2 separate regions of the Homo sapiens genome follow, and region 1 is linked to region 2. Evidence: read pairs that join two places in POLR2A ChIA-PET (ENCODE). Cell type or tissue: MCF 10A. All regions are shown on one strand. Each heading gives the region's core, and the rest is flanking DNA. Links, peaks and the distances in the headings are about the cores only.

What was found. Peaks named below come from ENCODE experiments on the same cell type or tissue, not always from the same donor. Only the 100,000 strongest peaks of a DNase experiment are listed, where the experiment ranks them.
Region 1: POLR2A ChIA-PET joins it to region 2 with 10 read pairs; 6 of 35 experiments call an interaction of 5 or more read pairs at or near these places.

Annotation. Positions count from the first base shown.
Region 1 is chr5:126,513,984-126,519,367 of GRCh38, forward strand. No RefSeq gene overlaps it. Among named protein-coding and RNA genes, the nearest start is that of ALDH7A1, 79 kb to the right of the region's middle. In MCF 10A, for the core only: no CTCF peak of the experiment used is centred there; a DNase peak (open chromatin) is centred at 2,378.
Region 2 is chr5:126,444,479-126,449,862 of GRCh38, forward strand. The region is part of intron 1 of GRAMD2B (GRAM domain containing 2B); the gene reads left to right. Among named protein-coding and RNA genes, the nearest start is that of GRAMD2B, 24 kb to the left of the region's middle. RefSeq lists an enhancer at 348-1,547. In MCF 10A, for the core only: no CTCF peak of the experiment used is centred there; DNase peaks (open chromatin) are centred at 2,263 and 2,553.

The DNA.
Region 1 (5,384 bases), core at 155-5,154, 70 kb after region 2:
AAGGGGTCCTGACCCTGACCCCAAAAGAGGGTTCTTGGACCTCACACAAGAAAGAATTCGAGGCAAGTCCATAAAGTGAAAGCAAGTTTTTTAAGAAAGTAAAGGAATAAAAGAATGGCTACTCCATAGGCAGAGCATTGAAATGGGCTGCCTAAGTATACATATACTTATTTCTTGATTATATGCTAAACAAGGGGTGGATTATTCATGAGTTTTCAGGAAAAGGGGTGGGCAATTCCTGGAATTGAGAGTTCCTCCCCTTGTAGACCATATAGGGAAACTTCCTGTCGTTGCCATGGCATTTGTAAAATGTCATGGCACTGGTGGGAGTGTCTTTTAGCATGCTAATGCATTATTTTTAGCATATTATGAGCAGTCAGGATGACCAAAGGTCACTTTCCTCATCATCTTGGTTTTGGTGGGTTTTGGCCAGCCTCTTTATCGCAACCTGTTTTATCAGCAAGGCGTTTGTGACCTGTACTTGTGCCGACCTCCTATCTCACCCAGTGACTAAGAATGCCTAACTTCCTGGGGATGCAGCCCAGCAGGTCTCAGCCTTATTTTACCCAGCCCCTATTCAAGGTGGAGTTGCTCTTGTTCAGACGTCTCTGACATTTTCAATGAAAGTCTTTGAGTTTCTCCGTCAACTTAGCTGGTAGTTACCGTCCCCAACCCTGACTGACCAAAAAGCATCAGGAAGGAATCCACCTGTATGGATGGTCTACAAGGGTTGTATTGTGGGCTTCAATTACATAATCACAATGTGAAAGTCTAAGAGATTTTAGTGCTTACAGACCCAGGAAGGAACATGGCACTCCTGGAGGCCACACGGAAGAAAGCCTTAGGGAGCATAGACAGGAAGAGAGAAGAGAAAACAAAGTGGTGGCAACCAGCAATGTATATAAGGGAATAGGGTGTGGGTCACTTTAACTTGACAGACAAATAAATGGTCCCTTTAAAGGAAGAGGAGGGATCGTGGGGAGCCCAGTCTGCTAGGCAGGAGAGACGCCTCTATGTTCTTATCTCTGGCCACCAGCTTGAGGCATTGGGACATGATATAGAACTGGCAACTGCATCACAGGTGACTGAGCCCTGTCTCGGCACAAGAAAGCCAAACTACATTCGAAATGGATGCGGAGGCAACATAGAATTATAAGCATTCACTACAACATCGTTGACCTTTATCACTCTGGAGGTGTTCTGGAGCTGTTTCAAGAACCAAGAACCAAAGGCTAAATATTTTAATTAAAGATACTCCTATTTCTCTAATCATTTAAGAAATTACAAGGATTATGGGTGCTGGGAGCCAGGTACCATGGACAAAACCTATACATATATTTCATATCTCAGGGATCATGATATACCATCCCAAAATATACTACTTTGGCATAAAAACTATTTTGAGCTAAAAGCATTTGAGCTGCTGAAATCCCTGATCTCCCTAAAAGCATCTCAAAAGAACTCAATCTCAAATCTCCTCCCCTGGGAGCAATTTTAATCTTTTCTGAGATAAGAAGTCCAGACAGAGGCATGATTAGAGGATTGGGACACTTTCACAAGACTATTGTATCTCCCATCTATTCTCCCAAGGGCCCACTTATCTTTCCAAAAAGTCATTTGTTTTTCCCCAAGTGCCCTTTCTCCCCTTCCCTTTTCTCTACTAAGATAGGTATATATAAACCCCCACATCTAACCACTTATATGAGCTTTTTACTTTTTTCTATAAGGCCCTCTGTGCACATAAAATTAACATCAATAAAATCGATATATGTTTTCTCCTGCTAATCTGTCTTTTGTCAGTTTAACTCACAGGCCCCAGCCACTAAATTTAAGAGAATAGAGGAACAGTTTCTTCTTTTTTACAATACTAAGTTTGTGGAAATGTGAACCATTTGTGCCATTAACCTTTTAGAACAACGAGAAGAATTTTGCATTTTCTTTGACTCATACATCTTATGAAAATTTCCAAAAACATAAGAAATAAAAAAGAATTTTGTATTCTTAGGTCAGATCTGGCCAAGCCAAAGAACCTTGATATTCTTGATATTTCCAGAAGTCCTGAAAGAAGGAATATACCAGTGAAGACGATGCTCCCAAACCCAATGACTTTTGTAAGCTGGAAGGCAAATTTTTCAAGTTTGAGAGCATGGATTCTGGAGCCCAAGTCTCTGGATTCATTTTTTTTTTTTTTTTCTGTGACTTACTAATAGTGAGGTTTGACAAAGTTTCCTAAGTTTTTAAGCATTAGTCACATCACCTGCAATGAGAATAATGACTTAAAATTCTGCAGGCTTGTTGGGATAATTGAATGAGATAATAAACACAGTAGAGCACAGTGATGCAGTAACAGTGTTGTTATGTGCCCAGGGCAGCTGCTGCTGGTAGCATCGCTGGAAGAGAGCCAGAACTTCACTTACAATGAACATTATACACATACACATTCCCTCTTTAGGGGGATTTCTTACTTGGTTAAGGATCACTTGTGTTGGAGATGAGCACCTCATAATTGAATGGAATTAACAACAAACCTGCAGTTTCTTCTCATGATCGACAAATTATATGAACATTATGTTATTCATACAAATGGTAACAAGAACTTGTTACAAAGCCTTGTTTATACAACCCCACCTTCAGGGCACACAAAAATCTGGTAAAAAAAAAAAAAGTCCAGACACAAATTTGTATTAACATTTTACAGATGAAGAAGATAAATTCCAAAAAGCTAAATGACTTTCCCAAGGGACTAAATTGTAGGGGAACACACTTAAATCCAGGTGTTCTGATTCAAAATCCCAGCACCTTCCTACTATATACCTCATGAATGTCCTAAATACAGTGTAATCCTTTGAGGAACCTTATAACTAGTAGAAGAAAATATTAATTCCAAAGACTCCTGAAATTAAAATAATTGTAGATTACATGTTATATTCCATTAACCAGCAAACATCACAAACAAGCTATTACATAGACATTATTGGCACAATACTTCTTTAAATAACTCAGTTTGCTTTTTTTGTTAAGTATATCACAGCTCAAGAATTTAAATTTTGCCTTAGGTTATGCAAAGCCTGCTCTGGGAACTTTGAAATAAGATTGATTTTTATCTTGTTTGGAATGACTTGCCTTTGCTTAAGGGCAAAGCTTTGGACTCAACAGCCTTTCAAAATCAGTTTTTATTCTATGATTCTATGACTTTTAATGACACCTAAAATTGAAATTAGTTGTAAGACCAGCATTTGTGATTACAATTTTGCCACTAATAACTTGCATCAGTATGAAGAACTTTAATCAACATGTTGTAAAACAAAAATAAAATTCTGAGACCCCCCCAACCAACTGAATGGGCTCCTCCTCTCAGCTGAGGGCATTCTCTATTTTTTTTTTTTTTTTTTTTTGAGATGGAGTCTCGCTCTGCCGCCCAAGCTGGAGTGCAGTGGTGCAATCTCGGCTTACTGCAACCTCTACCTCCCAGGTTCAAGCAATTCTCTGCATCAGCCTCCCGAGTAGCTGGGATTACAGGTGCCTGCCACCACACTGGGCTAAATTTTGCATTTTCAGTAGAGACGGGGTTTCACCATCTTGGCCAGGCTGGTCTTGAACTCCTGACCTCATGATCCACCCGCCTCGGCCTCCAAAGTGCTGGGATTACAGGCATGAGCCACCACGCCTGACCTGCTAAGGGCATTCTAAAGTAAACCCTGGGCCCAGTGCTATTAAAAAGAAACAATAATAATCTCAATTATCCCACATTCTGAGCTCAGAAGTCGGTCTGGGCTGGGTGTGGTGGCTCATGCCTGTAATACCAGCACTTTGGGAGGACGAGACAGGTGGATCACCTGAGGTCAGGTGTTCGAGACCAGCCTGGCCAACATAATTATACCCTGTCTCTACTAAAAATACAAAAGTTAGCCAGGTATGATGGCAGGCACCTGTAATCTCAGCTACTTGGGAGGCTGAGGCAGGAGAATCACTTGAACCCAGGAGGCGGAGGTTGCAGTGAGCTGAGATCATGCCACTGCACTCCAGCCTGAGCAACAAGAGCAAAACTCCATCTCGAAAATAAAAAATAAAAAGTAAACCCGAAACGTAGTTCATGCCATGACATGAGTGAGTTGTCTGACATGCCTCATTATGCCCTCCTCCCACTGGAATTCAGGCACAGCTGACTAGTATTAATATTAAGATAGACCTTAACACTGACAAAACAGAGTCTTTGTAGCAATAAGATATCAACATGACAGATAGGCTCTGAAAGAAATCAAAGTATTTTACCCCAAAATATATTTCTTTGACATATTTTGAAATGGTCCTGCAAAGCTGTCTCTTGTGGAGAATATCCACTTTCTGAAGAGAATCCTTTTCCCTTTCTAGGTCTTTTTCCTAATCCAGGACAAAATTAACTAAGAGTCTGGTACCTTTTTAAGCCTGAAAAGAAATAGCTACAATCTATTCTCTCTGAAGCCTGCTACCTGGAAGCTTCATCTACATAATAAGAACCTTGGTCTTCACAGCCCCTTATCTCAACCCAGACACTCCCTTCTATTGATTCCAGGTCTTTAATCAAAAAATCTTTAAATCCACCTGTGACCTAGAAGCCCCCACTTCAAGTTGTCCCACCTCTCTGGACTGAACCAATGTACATCCTACCTGTATTGATTGATGTCTTATGTCTCCCTAAAATGTATAAAACCAAGCTGTAGGCTGGGTGTGGTGGCTCACGCTTGTAATCCCAACACTTTGGGAGGCTGAGGCAGGCAGATCACCTGAGGTCAGGAGTTCGAGACCAGCCTGGCCAACATGGCGGAACGCTGTCTCTATTAAAAATACAAAAATTAGCCAGGTATGGTGATGAGCGCCTGTAATCCCAGCTACTTGAGAGGCTGAGGCAGGAGAATTGTTTGAACCCAGGAGGTGGAGTTTGCAGTGAGCTTAGATTGTGCCACTTCACTCCAGCCTGGGTGGCAGAGCGAGACTCCGTCTCAAAAAACAAACAAAAAAAAAACAAGCTGTAGCCCAGCCACCTTGGGCACATGTTCTCAGGGTCTCCTGGGATTGTGTCGCAGGCCATTGGTCACTCATATTTGGCCCAGAATAAATCTTTTCAAATATTTTGCAGTGTTTGACTCTTTGTTGACAAGGTAAGGCTGCTATTAAGGGGGAAAAAAATTTATCCCAAAGTTAACTGATAAAAATTAATTGATGTCCACATGGTATTTTGAAACAACTGTTTTTCTGGATTTTAGGAAAATGTAAATCAATAATGTATTACTGCTATTGAATTTCTCAAATGCCTCTGGTCCTAACACATAAGAGTCAAACTTCCAGAATCTATTTGAAACACCCAAGGCATTTTGTTTTGAGCTTTAACTTTTTTTTTTTTTTTT
Region 2 (5,384 bases), core at 140-5,139:
GGACAGGTGCCCTTTGAAGTATATGTTTATGATTGATCAATTCAGAGAATCTAATACTTTTGAGAGCTGATTTTTGTACCTAGAATTCCATATTTTGTTTCAAACGTACTGCTCATTTTTTAGATCTATACAGAATTGTTACAAACCTTGTAAAGTCTCCAAGATAAATGAGGATGTTCATATGAAAACCCAGACAATCTTTTCTTTTCTTCTCCTCTTCAACTTTTATTTGTAGTTCCAGGGTATATGTGCAGGATGTGCAGGTTTGTTACATAGGTAGACGGGTGCCATGGTGGTTTGCTGCACAGATCAACCCATTGCCTAGGTATTAAGTCCAGCATCCATTAGCTATTCTTCCTGGTGCTCTCCCTCCCACCTCTCCTGACAGGGCTTAGTGTGTGTTGTTCCCCTCCCTGTGTGCATGTGTTCTCATCGTTCAACCTCCACTTAAGAGTGAGAACATACGGTGTTTGATTTTCTTTTCCTGCATTAGTTGGCCGAGAATGATGGCTTCCAGCTCCATCCATGTTCCTGCAAAGGACATGATCTCAGTCTTTTTTATGGATGCGTAGTATTCCATGGTGTATATTTACCACATTTTCTTTATCCACTCTATAATTGATGGGCATTTGGGTTGATTCCATGACTTTGCTATTGTGAATAATGCTGCAGTGAACATACTTGTGCCTGTATCTTTATAACAGAATGATTTCTGTTCCTTTGGGTACATACCCAGTAATGGGATTACTGGGTCAAATGGTATTTTTGCCTCTGGGTCTTTAAGGAATTGCCACACTCTCTTCCACAATAATTGAACTAATTTACACTCCCACCAACAATGTAAAAGTGTTCCTTTTTCTCTGCAGCCTTGCCAGCATCTGTTTTTTCTTCACTTTTTAATAATCGCCATTCACTGGTGTGAGATGGTATCTCATTGTGGTTTTGATTTGTATTTCTCTAATGATCAGTGATGTTGAGCTTTTTTTCATATGAAAAATCCAGACAATCTTGAGGGCCAGCACAGCCTGAGGACTTGCTGACACAAAGTATTGACGGGCCAGAGGAAGTGGGCAGCCTGGATATCACATCACCCCATGTCTGCTGCTGCTCAGGTTTCTCTCACTGTCTCTTGGGTATGTGGTGGGGAGTGGGGGGTGAGGAGGGGGTGGGAGGGCAGATTAAAGAGAAGCAGCTGCAGCCTGAGGCACAGACAGGATGCAGAGTGACTCCATCATCCCACCTAGAGTCATGGACACCACCCACTTTGATACATTCTGTTCACAACCATAATTCCTTTCATGCTGATTCGTGTCATTGGGAATCTCTCTTCTTCAGCTTCAAGAGAGCCGAATCTGACTCAGGTGTTGAGATTGGGGAATGGCATTTCCATTTCTTCCTCTCTCCAGTATAGCCAGAGCAGGAAGGGCAAGAGAAAAGGGGTCCTGGTACCTGGTGATGTCAAAGTAGGCAGCTCCTACTGCTGTGCTAGCAAGAGCCATGTGGACTAGTGTGAGAACAGGAACTCTCCCAAGTCCCCTACTGGGTAACCAGATACCCAACAGTGTGCCTAGAGATGCTTTAGTCCACTCCAATCCTAAATACTACTACATTGTGCTAATAGTTTCCCTGAAAAACAGCCATATTTCACTCATTTTTTTAAAAATCAATTACAATTTTTAGCCTTAAGGTTTGATATTGGTATTGTGTTTATTTTTTCAAAGAATCTTTATCTTGTAGAGTTATACACTGCAATAGTTACAGATGAAAAGATAGTGTGGTCTGGGATTTGTCTCAAAACCAGTAGGAGGTAGGAGTGGTGGGCTACAGGTATATAGATGAAACAAGATTGCCTTGTTTATACTATTCTATCTACTTTGTACCTGTTTTCTATGTTATAAAATGTTCATAGTAAGTGGTTTAAACTTCAAAAATCATTTCTGAAAATAAGTGGATACCCTTATTTACTCAGCTGTGCTATAAATTTCATATTAACCCCCCAAAACTAGACCAGTCTGAGTGTTTCTAATAAAATCCAGCAGTAACCGTGACTGATTTTAAAACATTCACTGCTTCTCTTATCTACAATGCCTAGCTTCATTAGTCATGTAGAAAATGTTTACATTCCCCAAGCTTTTAAAAATTAAAAAAAAAAAAAAAAAAAACCTATGTGTTCTCAATTTGAGTAAGGTGTGACGGAGAGCAGCTCTGTGACACAGGCTGAGGGAGGAGGATTTGGTGTGGAGGCGAGGAAACTGGGGCCCTTACTAAGACACTGAAATATGATAAACATCCTTATGAAGATGCCACTCCCAGAAACTGGGACTTGAGCTACTCTTAGGAAGCCACAGACCATGGAATACAGATTCTTCTCCTGGAAACTTCTCCATTTCCAAGAAGGCATAAAATGAAGGAAAGCAATCCTCTTTCCTTTCCGTTTCTTGGAATCTAATATCTAAGCATTACCCTTTACACTCTAGCAAAGTAAAGCAAACTAAGGCATGACGGCCCCTCCCAGCAGTAATTATGAGATCATTTGGCCTCAGTAACTAGGCAGACTCCACTACCTTTCACCTAGTTTCGTGGGAAGAAATGGTAAAGCTCCCTCGATGGAAATGTTCCTTCTTTCGCCATAACCTTCACAGGATCCATCTGTCTAATCTTTGTCTGAAGGAATTGGAAGGGCAGGCGGTTGCCTCACCAAAAGCACCCTCAGTACTTTAGTCTACTGAATTATGGGGGGTTGTTCCAGAAGAGGATCCAAACCCCAGCAGAAAACTCCTGGCCTTTCCCATGCCAGTTTTCCCAAGCCCAGGAATTCCAAGTGAAGTACATCCATTCCTATTGCTATTTATACTGTCTGGTGTAGCCAAAATGGGCCCTGGGCTAGAAATCAGAAAGCCTAGGCCGGGCGCAGTGGCTCACGCCTGTAATCCCAGCACTTTGGGAGGCCAAGGCGGGCAGATCATGAGGTCAGAAGATTGAGACCATCCTCGATAACACGGTGAAACCCCGTCTCTACTAAAAAAATACAAAAAATTAGCCGGGCGTGGTGGCGGGCGCCTGTAGTCCCAGCTACTCAGGAGGCTGAGGCAGGAGAATGGCGTGAACCCGGGAGGCGGAGCTTGCAGTGAGCCGAGATCGTGCCACTGCACTCCAGCCTGGGCGACAGAGCAAGACTCCGTCTCAAAAAAAGAAAAAAAAAAAAAAAGAAAGAGATCAGAAAGCCTGGCCTTTAGAGCTGATTTAAGGAACATGAAGTCCTTAAGGTAAATGAATTGAACCTTTTTGTGGGGATACAGAGATGTGAAAAGACCAGGATCCTGCCCTCCAGAGGCATATGGTCAAAGCAGGGCAAAGACAAGTAAACAGTAGCCCATTTATAATTTTTTTTTTTTTTAAAAAATAGTCTCACTCTGTTGCCCAGTTTGGAGCACAGTGTGGCATGATCTCGGCTTACTGCAACCTCCGCCTCCCAGGTTCAAGCAATTCTTCTGCCTCAGCCTCCCAAGTAGGTGGGATTACAGGCATGCACCACCACATCCAGCTAATTTTTGTATTTTTTAGTAGAGAGAGGGTTTCACTGAGCAGGCTGGTCTCAAACTCCTGACCTCAAGTAACCCACCCGCCTCAGCCTCCCAAAGTGCTGGGATTACAAGTGTGAGCCACAGCACCTGACCCCATTTATAATTTTTAAATAAACCACATACTAAAGTGATACAGTTGCCATGACAGTCACAGGGTACTGGAAAGGAGCACAAAGAAGAAGAGGTCAGTCCTTAGGACCTAGAGGGGGTTGGGGAAGTTGCCAGGTAGGAGGTGACCCCATCAAGAGCTAAATCTTGAAAGATAAACAGTGCTTGCAAGGGACCACAGAGAAGGCATGGCAGCCCAGGAGGAGGGTGCTTGGGGGCAGCATGACAAGAGGTTCAAAGCCAGAAAGGGAGGCTTCACATTGCAGAGGACCTGTTTTCTGTACTCATCTTCAGCTTTATCCTGTAGGCAACAGAGAACCAAAGGGGTTTTAAAGGAGGAGAAGGAATGATATGATCATATTTGGGCTTTACAAAGATCACAGAGCACAGTGATCTTCCATATAGATGGAAGGAGGAGGGGTCACATATAACTCAAATGAGGTAGGGAGGTATAGTGGTCCAGGCAGGAGGCATTAAGGACCCTAGCTAAGCCAACCAAATTAGGGAAAGAAAAAGAGGGGACTTAACTGGAAAATATTAAGGAGGTAAAGTCTACAGGTCTTGGTGTCTGACCGGGCTTGGAAAGAGAAGGCTAGTCATAGTATGAGAGTAATAGAGGCTTCAGTCACTAAGATTGGAGTTGTGTGGGCCCTCAGCGAACTCATCTTTGTTTCCTTATTTGTGAAATGTGGATAACACCTGTCTTACATGCCGGCCTCAAACACCTGTCTAACACACCTGTCTTTCATGCCTGCATGAGGGTTAGTGTGGTATCATGGTGTCACGGGTATGAATGCTTTTTGAACGGCAAAGCACCATGCAAATATAAAGTCATCCGGGAAATCCAGTAGAAAGGAGTGGCAAGGAAGAGGGAAGAGGCAGAGATGTGTTTTCCAAAGCGATGCGTTTCAAGTCCAGATAGAGAAAATGCATATTTGTGGTGGGAGAAATTAAGGACAGTAAATAAAGATGTCAAATATAAAATTAAAATCTTTTAGATCCACTGCTTATTTCCTTGAAAGTGGTACTGTCATGTACAAATTATATTCAATCTAATTCTTCTATCCCGTAAAAGTTAGTTATATTTAAAATATTGGGGTAAACATTTTAACAGCAGTGAGGAGCTATCACTAGTTCCACAATTATTCCATATCTTGATAGTTGTAATTAAAATCATGTATATTTTTACATAATAACAATATGGAATAATTCTATATTGTTGACACTAACATGACAAACCACATGGATAACTTCTAAGGAAAGCCAAATACAGATAAGAGACATTTACATCCTTAGGTAGATTAACACCTTTGAAACCTCACAATCTGAAATACTAAAACTATACTCTCTTATTTTTCGCCATGGGATATCATGAGCTTCTTTTTCCTTACGTATGTCTAATATGAGGGTGTTTTGGTTAAATCAAAGCCTTTTACATAAAACTGCTTTCACCAATATATAGATATATTCCACTTTTTTAAAGTGACAGTGTCTTTCTTCTCTAGAAGTTGAGTCCCATTAATTTTTTTTAGAAAAAGAATCCTGAGCTGTAATAATACTTGGCATTTAAGCAAAGAGAATTTTCACGTGTGCTGCTGATGCCCGTGTTGATTCACTTGGTGGGATATGGCATGAGACCGAAACCTGGCCTCTGGGAGAGTCCTGTGTGTCACATCCTGTGAACACCCTACT